Linked DNA regions of Homo sapiens: region 2 is linked to region 1. Evidence: chromatin loops called from intact Hi-C (ENCODE). Cell type or tissue: CD4-positive, alpha-beta T cell. All regions are shown on one strand.

Region 1 (2,500 bases):
TATTTACAATGTGCCAGGCATTATTAGAAGTGCTTTGCTTATATTAATTAGATTGTCATAAAACTCTGTGAAGTATGTGCTATTATTTTCTTCATTTTACAGATAAACTGAGGGACAGAGAATTCAAACAACTTGGCCCAAGCTATACATTGAGTAAATGGTACTATCTTGTGTCAGATCCAGATTTGTAATGGAGGAAACCAAAATATTTCACCTCCAAATATCCTTCTTTGACATATTTTGAGGTGGCTGTTCAGAGGGCCTGCAAACAGAGGTAGCCTTGCAAAGCTGTCCTTTGCGGGGAGATTTGCATCTGTACAGAATCAGCATGGTGCAGCCAGGTTTTCTCTGAGGCTAACCCTTGTCCAGATCAAGAAAAGATTAACAGAGTCTGACACCTTAAATTTCTGAAATAAACATTTACCATCTATTCTCTCTGAGGACTGCTACCTGTAAGGTTTCACCTGTATAATAAGACCACATTTGCAAGCCAGACCTCCTCTTCTCTTCCTCCCATAACCTGCCTTGACATCATAACCTGATTTACCACCGCAACCAGTTTTTGGCCGTACTCCAAGCCCACATTTTTTCTGTAACCTTAAGCTGTGTATAGGCTGGATGTGGTGACTCCTGCCTATAATCCCAGCACTTTGGGAGGCCAAGGCAGGAGGATCACTTGAGGCCAGGAGTTCAAGTTCAAGGCAACATAGCGAGACCCCCATCTCTACAAAAAGTGAAAAGAATTAGCCAGCCATGGTGGCACAGGCCTACAGTTCCAGCTACTCAGGAGGCTGAGGCGGGATTGCTTGAAGGACTGCTTGAGCCCAGGAGTTTGAGGCTACAGTAACCATGATCCTGCCATTGCACTACAGCCTGGGCAAGAGAGTGAGACCCTATATCAAAAGCCTTTAAAAAGATAGTGTAAAAGTCTCAACCTCCTTACCATTTCTTGGAGATCTTTGTAAGATTCCTGTGCACATTAATAAATATGTGTGCCTTTTCTCCAATTAATCTGTCTCTTGTCAGTTGATTTTCAGTGACCCTTCCAAGGGCAAAGAGGAAGTTTCCCCTTGGCACCCACAGGAACAACTGCCCCTCACTACCTTCTGCTTCACAGTTTCAAATGACTGGCCACTCACCAAAAGGCAGAAGAGGTTCATGAGTTCCTCTTTTTCTCATTTGCACTTGACCTCTTTCTCATAACACACATCCAGCCATGTCTTCTACATATTTTTTTCCCCAGTAAAACATCTGTGACTCATAGTTGTAAAAAATCAAATGAAATAGTAAAAATGTTTTAAAAGTACATCTCAGGGCTGCTTCCCTTAGAGGCTGCTGCTGCGCAACACTAAAGGACATACATGAAGGTGTGAGAGAGCAGCGTGACATGTGTCCCATGGTCCCCATGGTTTATACACTTGGTTTTCCAGAAAGCATCTCTGGTCAGCACAGATGCAGAATTTCTGGTTCAGTGCAGTTGGCTGAGCACTTGTGCTTAATGCCCCACCCACAAGAGACCCCATTGAAAACGATTTTGAAAGAGGGAACAAAATGTCACTGCAGACACCACTGGAGGTGAGGTGGCAGGTGGGATTTCACTTCGGGCCAGATTGAAGACTGGTTGAAACAGGGAAGAGGCATGCCTACCAGCACCATGATGGTTTACGACTGCCGTGCCAACACCTGGAAGTTACCACTTCTGTTCTAGAAATTTCTGAGTAACCCACCCCTTAATTTGCATGTAATTAAAAGTATGTATAAATATAACTGGAGAACTGCCTCTGAACTGCTACTCAAACACACGGCCTTTGAGGTATCCTGGTTCTGCAGAGGCAGTCACAGAGCTGTAACACTGTTGCCCCAATAAAAGCCATTTTTTTCTACCACCAGCTCATTCTTGAAACCTTTCCTGAGTGAAGCCAACAATTTTCCCAGGCTAAGCCCCAGTTTTGGGACTGGCCTGCCCTGCATCAAGTGGCATTCCTAGCTGCTCTCACAGAAGGCCTATGCCCTCCCTGGAGCCTCCTCAGTGCCGCCGTTCTGAGGAGGGTCCTGCCAGTTCTCTAACAAAGGATTCCATCCCAAGGTCATCAGGCACCTCTCCCCCTTATCCAGCTAGCTCCAGCCTATACTTCTTACTGCTCAAAAGAGTAAGCCCAACCAATACCTCCAGAAGTGGACCCCATATCAGCCCCTAAAAGTCAAACCTGTGTCCCTTGCAAGAAGTAGCTGATGAAAATTGGGGAGCACTTAGAGTACATGTGCTATTTTCTATGTCTGATTTGGCTGTATTTAACAAAAAAAATTTGGCTAGTTTTCAGAGGATCCAGAAAAGTTTATAGAGGAGTTTTTTAAGTTGACCATGTTCTTTAATTTAACTTGTCATGACTTGCAAGTATTATCATTTACTTGCTGTGCTATGGAAGAAATGCAGTGGGAAACGGGTGTGGTTTAGCCAATGAGTTATGACAAGGTTAGAGAAATAACTCAGGGAAAATAT
Region 2 (2,500 bases), 1.2 Mb after region 1:
TTAATGTGAAAGCTAAACTATGAAACTTCTAGAAGAAAACATAAGAGAAAATCTTGGTCACCTGGGGTTAGGCAAAGATTTCTTAAACTGGACCCAAAAAACTAGAACTATATATTAAAAATTTAATAAATTGAACTTTATCAAAATTAAGAATATATGCTCTTCAAAAGACACTGTTAAATGAAAAGGCAAGCTATAGACTGTGAGAAAATATTTGCAAATAATAGAAAAGACTTTTATCTAGAATATATAAGAGCTGTTACAATGCAAAATGAGAAGATAAACAAGGTAATTTAAAAAAATAATCAAAAGATCTGAGCAGACAGTTCACCAAGAAGATATCGGATGGCAGATAAGCACATGAACAGATGTTTATTATCATCATTAGACATTAGGGAAATGCAGTCAAAACACAATAAAGTGTAACTACACACTCACCAAAATTAAAAAGACTGGTAATGACAAGTGCTGGTGAAGACGTGCAGAGACTGGAACTCTCACACATGGCAGGGGAGAGCATAAAATGCTGTGGCCACCTCAGAAAACCTTTTGGAAAACAGTTTCTTAGAAAGTTAAAACATATATTCATCACATGACACAGCAATGCCACTGCTTGGTATTTACCAAGAGATGAAAATACACGTCAACAGAAAGACTTCTGTGTAAATGTTTGTAACAGTTTTGTTCATAATATCCCAAAGCTAGAAGCACCCCAAATGTTCACTGTGGTTGGATGAGTAAACAAACTGTTGTAAAGCCATTCAATGGAACACTAGTCCACAATAAAAAGGAAGAAATTACTGAATCACTTAACAACATGGATGAATCCTAAAAGCAAGGGGCTGTGGAAAAGAAGCCACCTACACGAGGCTATATACTGTATGAGTCCACTAATACGAAATTCTAGAAAAGGTCAAGTGGCAAAAACCCATCAGTGGTTTCCAGGGGCTGGCAGGCAGGGAAGGTACGAGGGAAGTGACTGGAGTGATGCCAATGTTCTCTATTACAAGTGTGGTGGTGGAAACAAGACTGAATGTGTTTGTTACAACTCTCTGTATTGTATCCTTAAAATTGTTGAATGTTATTGTGGTATAAATTATACCCCAATAAAACTGACTCAATACAGGAGAGACAAGAAGTATTTTTAAGCATATTCCTAATTTAAGATCACTAAATTGAAAGTCGAAAGGAAGATGATAGTTTGTGGATTATGTTAATTTAAAACAAGCTTGTCCAACCCTCAGCTGGCAGACCGCCTGAGGCCCAAGGCGGTTTTGAATGTAAACCAACACAAATTTGTAAACTTTCTTAAAACATCATGAGGTGTTTTTTTTTTTTCCTTGCTCTTCAACTATCATTAGTGTTAATGGATTTTATGTGTGGCCCAAGGCAATTCTTCTACCAATGTGGCCCAGGGAAGCCAAAAGATTGGACACCCCTATTTAAAAGGTTTAAATTTTAACAATAAACAATTTAAGGGTCCCAAAGCAAAAAAATAGGTGCACACCGCCATCTAGTGGTCTAATTCCACAATTACAATATCATTCTGGCTTACCAGTTTAAGATAAAAAAAGTCCAGTAAAAAATTATTTCCCAAAAGTAATTTTATAACATTTAATATCTATTAGCAATAGGAAAAGTTGAAAGCCCTAAGAAGGGGAGATTATTACCTACATTTGGGCAACAACAAAAATCTACTTTAAAGACATTCCCATTTCTATTAGGGAAAAAAAATTACCTGTTGTGAAAATTATTATTTACCATTTGTCCAGAATGTTCAGTCAATGCAAAATATTTAAAAATAAATAAAACAGAAATAAGATGTGTAATTATGTAAAAGAAGGAAATAAAACTATCACAACTGGAGGATAGTGGAATAACACTCAAAACACAGCTAATCATCTTAAAATTCATATATGCATCAAGTGATTATGTATAAGATTAAACGTTACAAAATTAATAGCTTTTCTTTTCTTTTTTTTTTTCCTGAGACAGAGACTTGCTCTGTCCCCCAGGCTGGAGTGCAATGGTGAGATCTCAACTCACTACAACCTCTGCCTCCCAGATTCAAGCGATTCTCCTGCCTCAGCCTCCGGAGTAGCTGGGATTACAGGCACAAGCCACCATGCCCGGCTAATTTTTGTATTTTTAGTAGAGATGGGGTTTCACCATGTTGATCAGGCTGTTATCGAACTCCTGAACTCATGATCCACCAGCCTCAGCCTCCCAAAGTGCTGGGATTACAGGCATGAGCCACCCCTCCTGGCCCATTAATAACTTTTCTATAACACAGCAATCACAGAATATAAGCTATAATGGGGGAGATATTCCATTAATAATAGCAGAAATAAAAATACATTAAATGCCTATGATCTTTAAAGCAATATAGACAAACTAAGGAAGAAAACCATCAAAATTTACTGATTGAGGTACAAAAAAGTTTTCTTTGGTAAGATATATATTATTTCTTAATAGAAAAACTGCATTTATCTTAGATGTT

Evidence for each region. A loop is a pair of places that touch in the nucleus more often than their neighbours do. Peaks named below come from ENCODE experiments on the same cell type or tissue, not always from the same donor. Only the 100,000 strongest peaks of a DNase experiment are listed, where the experiment ranks them.
Region 2: it touches region 1 in a loop (5-fold over the local background); 1 of 110 quality-filtered maps calls a loop at or near these places.

Annotation. Positions count from the first base shown.
Region 1 is chr9:90,769,186-90,771,685 of GRCh38, reverse strand. No RefSeq gene overlaps it. Among named protein-coding and RNA genes, the nearest start is that of SYK, 31 kb to the left of the region's middle. In CD4-positive, alpha-beta T cell, no CTCF peak of the experiment used is centred here; a DNase peak (open chromatin) is centred at 1,135.
Region 2 is chr9:89,575,521-89,578,020 of GRCh38, reverse strand. No RefSeq gene overlaps it. Among named protein-coding and RNA genes, the nearest start is that of GADD45G, 28 kb to the left of the region's middle. In CD4-positive, alpha-beta T cell, CTCF peaks have their summits at 1,287 and 1,488 (motif pointing left); a DNase peak (open chromatin) is centred at 1,510; H3K27me3 peaks cover 486 bases.